Regions from separate parts of the Homo sapiens genome. Here region 2 is linked to region 1. A link is an interaction called in ENCODE POLR2A ChIA-PET data of the cell type or tissue named here. Cell type or tissue: PC-3. All regions are shown on one strand.

Region 1 (5,000 bases):
TAAGTGGGTCAGAGGATCATGCTTCCCAGGGATGGACTTCACATACTGAACTATCTGCTCCCAAACTAAATGCTCTTAGGGTATAACCATCACATAGGAGGGGGACAAAGAGGCAAACTTATACCCACAGCCTCCCAAGGAATGTGCTGTGACAAAGAGGTAGCTCTGCCCCTAGCCAGCATCTTAGAAGTTAATTCTTAAGTGTTCAGAGAGAAATTTGATCCTGGTATGTAACCAAAGGTGTGACCACATGTTTTCATCTAGTATGCAACTCATGGTTCTTTCATGCATGGTGAGGTATCTGTGTAGATCTTTATCTTTCGACATTATACAAAAATGGTTCTATAACTCAGAAGCAGTGCCTTGGGTGTATGTGGCCCCGCCACTTCCTGAGGTCGGAGGCCATATGTTTCCTGCTCTTCCCTCTATCACTTCAACCCAACACACTGCCTTGCACCCCCTAGAAACTCAACCAAGGAATAATTCCATCAGCCATTTCTCAAAAATGTTGATTCTTTCTATAAAATGCATTGTCATAATATGGTGCTTAATGAATAACTTTTTTTTTTTTTTTTTTGAGACGGAGTTTTACTCTTGTTGCCCAGGCTGGAGTGCAATGGCATGATCTCAGCTCACCGCAACCTCCGCCCCCAGGTTCAAGCGATTCTCCTGCCTCAGCCTCCCGAGTAGCTGGGATTACAGGCATGCACCACCACGCCCGGCTAATTTTGTACTTTTATTAGAGACGGGGTTTCTCCATGTTGGTCAGTCTGGTCTTGAACTCCTGACCTCAGGTGATCCGCCTGCCTCGGCCTCCCAAAGTGCTGGGATTACAGGCATTAGCCACCGCACCCAGCTATGAATAACTTTTAAGCTAGGACATCTAAACACTTACTATCAGTATTTTCCCTTCTATGATCTTTATTTCTCCCTAGAGAACATTTTACCAGAACATTTAGTTATTTGATGAGGGAATTTAATTATTATTCCTCAAAGTTTAGAAGATTTACATCTGGCTAGAAGCAAAATCTCTCCCCAAAATGGGAATGCTTATGATTTACATTTATCTCCATCTCCACATTATTGATGTGAGGAATGCAGAAGGTGCTTTCTAGGTTGTTAGAGTGATTCTCAATTTCAAAGTAATAATAATAATTAAGATGAAGATTTGTAGAGCACCTATTATGCACTGGGCACCACCCAGTTTATATTTTCATACTAAGATTATTATTATCACCTCTATTTTACAGATGAGGAAAGAGAGTGGAATGTTAAGTAATTTTCCCAAGAACCACACCACTGGTCAATGGTAGAATCAGGACCTAAGTCCAGAGTCCAGGGATAACAAGTTAACACTACCCTGTAACTCTCTAACAGCTACAACTCTGGTTTATTATACATCCATGCATAATCACTAACATACGTTATTTCCTGTAATTTGTTTTAAATGGTAGCCTTCACAGTAGCCTGAAGGTCTCTTTCATTTAGAATCATCTTAGCCTTTCTGCTGATATAGCAGTCCCTCTGCAGCTCCTGTCCATGTCATTCAGCAGACTAGGTAAGAACACAGGCTCAGGAGCTTTAGCACTCACGTTAGCCCTTGATCTCACAATTAGTAGGCACTAAAAACTATATATATCAAATATATATTTCAAGTCTGAGCAATAAATAATTTGAAAGCACATATTTAAAAAATAAGTGTATAGGCAAGACAGCATCACAGGTGTCAACACTGACATTTGGAAGTCTGACTGATATAATAGATACATAAGTTAAAGGTGAATTCCAAGGAGCGAGCTTTGCCCAGGTAATAAAAATGAGTCAAACTTTCTGTTTATTTCTAAGGACTATTGGAAAAAACCTTGACAGACAGCAAAGAATCTACAAAAACAACTTGTCAAACCAGTAATGCCCTAGATGATGGTTTTTCTGGATTAACTTTGTATTAGCCAAGTTTAGGTGATAAATTTTTTGCCATATAAAATAATTTCTAACAAAGAGTCCACAAGCTTAAGTTAAACATTAACAAGCAAAAGTGTAACATACACTTTCTGTTTGAAAAATAAAAAGATCAGTGTAAACATTGACTTTAAAAAGAAAGAAAAATTTATTCTAAAAATTTAATAATGTATTTAAAAATTAATAATTAGAAAGTTTGGCTTCTTTAAGTTACTCTTAAACGGTCAGGGTGAAAATTTTTTATTCAAATCGTTTTATTAAAGTATTCCTTGTCCTTTCTTTCATTTGTTTTACTCCTGAACTTTCAGTAATTTTTACCTTACATCTCAATGTCATATTTACTGCAAATCAACCTATATGAAGAATCAAAAAGAATTTAGTAGTGCCCTAAAGGAAATCAGACTGTGGATCTAGAAGTGAAAAAAAAAATCAGAAGAATGACTTTCTTAAGTGTTAAAACTCTTTGCAGCCTTCTTAATCATTTTTCTTGAGCTCTTCATGGAGAATTAAGTCGACGTGGACATGCTACCTAGATAAGTAGACTTGCGGTTGAAGAACTTTCTCAGGGAGGCCAAGGTTATGACTAATCCTGCAAGTAAAGCCTTGGCACCAAGCAACAAGGTTTTGAGAGAAGATAACCTCGTGGGGCTTTTTAAAAGGGCAATACCTGACAATACTTTTGAAAATCAAACTTGCGGTCTTTTCACAAGATGGCGCCGAAGGCGAAGAAGGAAGCTCCTGTCCCTCCTAAAGCTGAAGCCAAAACGAAGGTTTTGAAGGCCAAGAAGGCAGTGTTTAAAGGTGTCCACAGCCACACAAAAAAAGATCTGCACGTCACCCACCTTCCGGCGGCCCACGACACGGCGACTCCAGAGGCAGCCCAAATATCCTCGGCAGAGCGCCCCCAGGAGAACAAGCTTGACCACTATGCTATCATCAAGTTTCTGCTGACCACTGAGTCCGCCATGAAGAAGATAGAAGACAGCAACACACTTGTGTTCGTTGTGGATGTTAAAGCCAACAAACACCAAATCAAACAGGCTGTGAAGAAGCTCTATGACATTGATGTGGCCAAAGTCAACACCCTGATTAGGCCTGATGGAGAGAAGAAGGCATATGTTCAACTGGCTCCTGATTACAATGCTTTGGATGTTGCCAACAAAATTGGGATCATCTAAACTGAGTCTGGCTGGCTAATTCACCAGAAAAAAAGAAAGAAAGAAAGAAAAGACAATCAAACTTGTGGAGCAGAAGAGAAAAGAATCCATGGGACTTCTCAGATGGAAGATCATTGAGGAGGCTCTTTCCTTCCCATGAGTATCACTGGGACAGGCCACTTTATTTTTTCTGTAGCCATATCTTCCAACAGACGCTTATACCAACTTTACTGCTTCATGGTCATACACAAAATAAAAGGTCTTATATATTTATAAGTCTCTGCTATTTCTGACTCAACCTGGTGTTTTCCACAAGAATTGAAAGTAAAAAATGGGCAAGAGACAAGAACAAGAAGGATTTTTTTAAAGGCAGGAGAAAAAAACAGATGTATAACATTTGGAATAAACGAAATAAAACTGTTATTATTTATTTAAAGATAAAATTATTTACATTAAAACTCCACATGAGGCTGGGCACAGTGGCTCACGCCTGTAATCCCTACACTTTGGGAGGCCAAGATGGGCAGATTGCTTGAGCCCAGGAGTTCGAGAGCAGCCTCGGCAACATGGAGAAACCCCGTCTCTACTAAAAATACAAAAATAATAGCTGGGTGTGGTGGTGCCTGCCTGTAGTCCCAGCTACTTGGGAGGCTGAGTTGGGAGGATCGCTTGAGTCCAGGAGGCTGAGGTTGCAGTGAGCCAAGATCATACCACTGGACTCCAGTCTGGGCAACAGAGCAAGACCCTGTCTCAAAAAAAAAGAAAAAAGAAAAAACCTCCAAATGAAGCCAGGCACAGTGGCTTACACCTGTAATCCCAGCACTTTGGGAGGCTGAGGCAGGAGGATCACTTGAGGCCAGGAGTTTGAAACCAGCCTGGGCAACATAGCAAGAAAAACATTTTTTTTTTTTTTTAATTAGCCAGGTGTGGTGGTATGTGTTTGCAGTCCCAGCTACTTGGGAGACTGGGATGGATTGCTTGAGCCCAGGAGCTTGAGGCTGTAGTATAGTGAGCTATGATCACACAATTGCACTCCAGCCTGGGCAACAGGGTGAGAACTTGACTCTGAAAAAAATAAAAATAAAAAATAAAAAAAGAAAATAAAGACCCAAATGTATCTGCTAAAGAGAATTTTAGAAATACTGGGAGATTTTTAGCAAGGTAGCTGGATGTGACATTAAAATAAAAAAGTCATTGCATCTCTGTAGAGTAGCAGCAAACAACTAGAAAATTTAATTAAAGAGAAAATGCCATTTATAATAGTCTCAGAGAACATCAAGTATCTCAAAAGAAATTTGACAAATAAAAATTTTAAACAGTATTAACAGAATTTTGAAAATCTACATAAATGGAGAGTTAGCTAGAAGATAATATCAAAAACTTACCAATTCTCCCCAAATTAAGCTATAGAGACAATATTATGCCAGTGAAAACCTGAATAAGGACTTTCTTAAAGTACAGTAAGATAATTCTAAAATTTATATGAAACTTTAAAGGACCAAGATATTGCTGAAGAAGAAGACCGGGAGGAGGAAACTTGCCCTTCAAGGAATCGGGGCTTATTATGAAGCTATTGTAATTAAGGAAAGGCAAAATGAGACAAACAGACCTATCGGACAGAACAGGCAGCCCATGCATTTAAGAAGCTTTAGTATATAACATAGGTGGTATGTCAGACCGCTGGGAAAGGAAGGAATATTCTAGATCCAGGGGGAAATAATAAAATCAGAGTTCTACTCAAGTCGCAAATGCAATTCAACTTCAGATGAAGTAAGGACTTATATGTGAAAAATAAAACTTCAAACTCTCATAGTAGAAAAAAAGGTGTCTACCTTTTAGAACTGAGAGCAAGGAAAGGTTTCTTAACCAAAGATACAAAAAGCG
Region 2 (5,000 bases), 1.2 Mb after region 1:
TGAATTAGTAATTTCAATTCCTCATTAAGAAAGCCTGCTCCTTTCTGGTGATTCTTTCCTTAGTCTTACTAGTTTCTTCACACAGATGCATAGATTAGCACTCAACAGAAGACTCAAGGGAAATCCTCTTCAGCTCTCTGAGACTCTCTCTCTCGGTGAAGCTCTCTCCTCTCTGGTGCTCTATTCTGAGAATTCTTGCCTCTTGAACTCTGAACTCTGTTTCCTCAACTCAGGGAGACCTCCAGGTTATGCATGGGCTGCTTCTGCTTGTGCTGTGACCTTGACATACTCTCTAGACAGTGAGCTGGGGCATTCGTAGTGCTCACATCATTTGTTTACTTTTTCTCATGGATCATTCTCCTTTGCCACCTCTTGTTCAATATCTAAAACTGTTATTTCATGTATTTTGTTCAGTTTTATAAGTTGTTTAGGGTGGGAGGTAAATTTTGGTTCTCATTTCTCTGTAATGGTTGGAAATGGAAGTCTTCAATGACATTATTTTCATTATAAAATGAGCAAACTTGCTGGGCGCGGTGGCTCATGCCTGTCATCCCAGCACTTTGGGAGGCCAAGGCAGGTGGATCACAAGGTCAGGAGATCTAGACCATCCTGGCTAACACAGTGAAACCCTGTCTCTATTAAAAATACAGAAAATTAGCTGGGTGTGGTGGCGGGTGCCTGTAGTCCCAGCTGCTTGGGAGGCTGAGGCAGGAGAATGGTGTGAACCCGGGAGGCAGAGCTTGCAGTGAGCCAAGATCACGCCAGTGCACTCCAGCCCGGGCGACAGTGCAAGACTCTGTCTCAAAAAAAGAAAAAAAAGAAAAAAAATGAGCAAACTTATTTAAGAAAATTTGGAAATTACTTAACACATAAGGAAATAAAAGCAAAATGCCCATTGATCATTCACCAAACACATGATATGTTTGTCTATTTCTTTCATGTATTGTGTTTCCTATAATTAGCTTGCTTTAATTTTTTTCAAAAATGAATATATGAATATGGTATTTAAAATACAATTTTAATACTTAAATTTTATTTAATTAAAAGTGATTTCATGATCACTTTCCTGTGTTCTTCCTTAGCATCATTTATAAAGCCTGCACAATACTCCAACATGTAGACGTGTGTGGTAGATTACTTAACCTTTTATTTACAAATAGACATTTAACTAGTTCCCACATTTTGTTACTATAATTGATAAATATTTTTACATAGGGATTTTTGTTTAAGATGAATGATTTACTTATGTTATATTAGAAGTAGTCAATATAAGTATTTTAAGGTATTCAATTCATTTTGCCAGATTGATTTCCAAAGGGCTGTATCAATTTAAAATATTTTATTCACCACTCCAAATACAATTATAAAGTACTTATTCTCTACCACTCACTGTGCCAGGTTCTGGTGATGTAAGATGATCAATACCCTAACTCTGAGTTCTACGAGTTTATAGCCTTTTAGTTGTAGAGACAAACATGTAAATAGATGAGTGCTACAAAGCATTATGGGCACTCTACAGACATGTGAACGGGACACAGTGGGTTACGTAGGGCAAATAAATGTGTCTATTTCATCTAGTATGGAATCTGATGAACAGTAGCGATTTAATCAAAAGTTGTTGAAAAAGGCACAGAGAGAGAACAAGCAGTTAAAGGAGTGACTATTCAATCCATTTAGTGACTTGTTTGGGAAAAGTATCTTAGAGGAACCTGTGATTTGTAATTAGCATATCATTTATTCTTTCATATATTCATTTTACATGTACTTTTGGCAGTGTGTCAGGGACTGTGCTAAGTGCTAAGGACATCATTGCTACTGTTACTGTGGAATTTGCTGCCTGGAAAGGAAGACAGAAAATAAACAAGCAATTAAAATAATGGAGGACACAGGATAGTATAATAGAAGTGAGTCACTTAGTGCAGGGGTCAGTAGAGGCTTTCCACAGGGCATGACAGTTAAGGCATGACTTGAAGGATAAATAAAAGTTAGTTAGAAAAAAAGGGGAAAAGACAGAAAAGTGAAAAATGGTTCCAGGCAGAAGCAATCACATCACTCATCTATATGCAAATAAATGTTTGTCTTATGTTTGAGTTGCTTAGAGATAGTTTATTTGCTTACATACTTTTCACATCCTCCCACCCAGCAATGTGGTTTACACGGTTCTTGGCTTTCTAAACCTTTTCTTTTATGAATAGCACAAAAGTAAACTTCTCCCTAGATCTGATCCAGATTCAAGTTTAATGGGGTCCTAATCCAGAGTTTAAATATGCTGCTTTCGAAACCACCCCATTTGATAAGCAACGCTGCATCCTTTCTGTAGTTGAGGAAACTGAGCTATGAGCTGCAACAGAGGTAGAGCTTTGTTGGGACTGAGGCCTTGCCCCTTACTGGATGGAGGACCTGGGGGGAACCACTTCCCTTCTCCAGGCTTCCACCTCTGCATCTGTAAAAGGGTGTTCCTAATACCTCCCAGGATGACTACATGAGTGACTCAGATAATAAATGTCAAGTCCCTAGTTCAGACTAGCAGTTTGCAATCCTGAGTTCTTTTCCTTGTCCTAAAGGGCCCAGGCACGAAAGCATCAATTTTACTTATTTGTTTTCCTGGGCCCCCTCTTCTAGTTAGCTGTGCCTTTTTGATGCTGTTTGATCATTCTGTCATTCATCTAATATGCTTTGAGTGCCTACTGTGTGCTAGGCAATGTCATTAGGTCCATCTCCCAACTCAGCCTCTCCTGAGAATTGACTACTTGTGATAGCTGAGGGCTCAGAAATCAAAGAGCTAAGCATGCTGTACACAAGGCTGGTGTGAACATCTCTGAGTGAGGACTGGCAAGGCCTGCCCTGCCTTGGAAAGTACTTGGCTGTGTGACTGCCCTTTACACTGCTCTGAGCACTGTCCCCAGACTGCTGGGTTCTCACTTGTCATATCCAACTTACCATAAGACCCTGGAGACATGTGAAGCCTTGCTCTCTGCACAGATGGTGGGGCCATACCAGGAGTGCTCTTGAATAAAACAGGACAAGGACCTACCCTGCAGCATTGCCCTAAGAAGACTTGCAAGCAGAAGATGGTGGGAACTGAACTGTCAACCAAAGAGCTGTGGAATCCACTCCTGGGACTGAGCAGACATTTTCCCAGGCTGACTTACACACTATAGCCACTCATCACAACAGAGAGGGATGGCCCACCCAATACCCTGGCCTGGGTCCCCTGTGAGTTCACGCTGTCTTCCGCCTTTGCAGGGAGATTGTAGCACACATCTCTCCAAGGTTACATCATCTCCTGAAGGCAAGGGCCTCTAGTGAGTTTTTGCTGGCTAAGTCCTCAGGGCAGGACTTGGTGTCCTTGATATAAAACATCTGTCTTGGGAGGCACAGTTGGGAAAGAATGAAGGATTTTTCTGGGAGCTCAACTGGCTCACTGAGCAAAGGCCAGGAGACATTTGGTGAAGTAGCGGAAGGCTGTAATATATAAACAAGATGTGAGTGTGCTTTTCAGGAGTGATGCATATCTATGGAAAGAAACCACAGGCCTCCTTTCTCTTCAGGCATGGGAAGAGAAAAGGACCTTTGTAATCTATGTGTGTTTATTTGTTTGACTCAATGGATAAACAGATATCAATATATTGCTATCTATCTATCTATCTATCTATCTATCTATCTATCTATCTATCTGTCTGTCTTGCCCTGGGGTATAAATGAGTATCTATAAATATCAACTTTTTCCCTGTAAAGTTTGCTGTTTGTACAGCATTCACTCTTTGTATAGATAGCTTCCTCCCATCAAACGCCTCAATGCCCTAAAATCAGTTGGGATGTTTTTCCAAAACTGCTGATAGGCTATCTGTATTTCTAAGGAGATGAAGGAGTTATATAATAGACCTTATTCTCTAACAGAAAAAGGAAGAAGCATGGGAATATTCCAACTAACCTGACTGAGGAGCTTGATAGAAACTTAAGGAAACAAGTCAGAGGATAAGAGCTCAGACTGTAAGAGGAAATGTTACTAAAGAATTTAAATGGCAATTCTGTCCTGGCCTCATTAGCTTTTTAAGATACACGATGTTGGGGCTTACCAGCTGGAGAGGACAATAGAGGAACAATATGAGGAAACAGGTGAAAAGGTTCTTCCTACCTCCCTGGACCTCCTGAGATCAGAAAGAAGGAAACAATCTGAAGATGCAGTGGATTTTCTCCCTTAAGCTTCTTTCTTCGTTCTCTTTTGATATTAATCCAGGACAATGGGTAGAGAAAGAATCTTCGAAACGTTAACTATAAGGCAGGCATGGATACTTAGGATTTTGAAAAATATATATGTTGCCGGTATGTGCACAAAAATGTGTGTGTGTTGCCTGCGGGGTTGCGGAGGTGTGGTTAGTCAAGTTGTCCAGGACAACCAGATCACATCATAATCATCTTTTGAGACTTGGCTTAATGGAAATCCCTTCTTCTTCTCTAAGGCCTTTGCCAACTCCTCTTCCTGACACCCACACAAGATGAAATCTATCTCTTTGTGTATGCACGTCATATATTTGCACAACTTTTATCCCACCTAGAACTCTGACTCTTCCTATAATTGTGGCCAAGGATTGTGTCTCAGTCTTTTTGTAACTAAGCATCCAACATAGTCCCTGATACATAATAATCAAATTGAATAAATTAATACGTGTATATAACTTACTTTCTCCATTTATGTATTCATATGCAAACAAAAAATATTTCATATGTTAGAGATGTAAGGCTACATAACCTCTCTGTGAGGCACATTTGTTGCTTTGAAAATCAATGGAGTCCAAACTTTAAGTCAATGTTTCTCAAGAAGATATTGTGATTCAGTTAGTCTGGGATGGGTATTGTGCTTTTATTTGTACATGCTCCAGATGACTTAAATGTGCTGCTAGGATTATAACTACTGATTTAAGAAGAGAAAGATTTTTTGGGGAGACTTAAATTAATTGATCCCCCCCTCTTTTTAGTGATTTTTATGTCCCCAAAAA

What was found. Peaks named below come from ENCODE experiments on the same cell type or tissue, not always from the same donor. Only the 100,000 strongest peaks of a DNase experiment are listed, where the experiment ranks them.
Region 2: POLR2A ChIA-PET joins it to region 1 with 5 read pairs; 1 of 35 experiments calls an interaction of 5 or more read pairs at or near these places.

Annotation. Positions count from the first base shown.
Region 1 is chr18:23,707,957-23,712,956 of GRCh38, reverse strand. All of the region lies in intron 1 of LAMA3 (laminin subunit alpha 3), which reads right to left. It also overlaps the pseudogene RPL23AP77. Among named protein-coding and RNA genes, the nearest start is that of LAMA3, 21 kb to the right of the region's middle. In PC-3, a CTCF peak has its summit at 2,695 (motif pointing right); DNase peaks (open chromatin) are centred at 1,826 and 2,536; H3K4me3 peaks cover 369 bases; H3K27ac peaks cover 2,461 bases.
Region 2 is chr18:22,502,332-22,507,331 of GRCh38, reverse strand. No RefSeq gene overlaps it. Among named protein-coding and RNA genes, the nearest start is that of CTAGE1, 87 kb to the right of the region's middle. In PC-3, no CTCF peak of the experiment used is centred here; a DNase peak (open chromatin) is centred at 2,481; H3K27ac peaks cover 2,292 bases.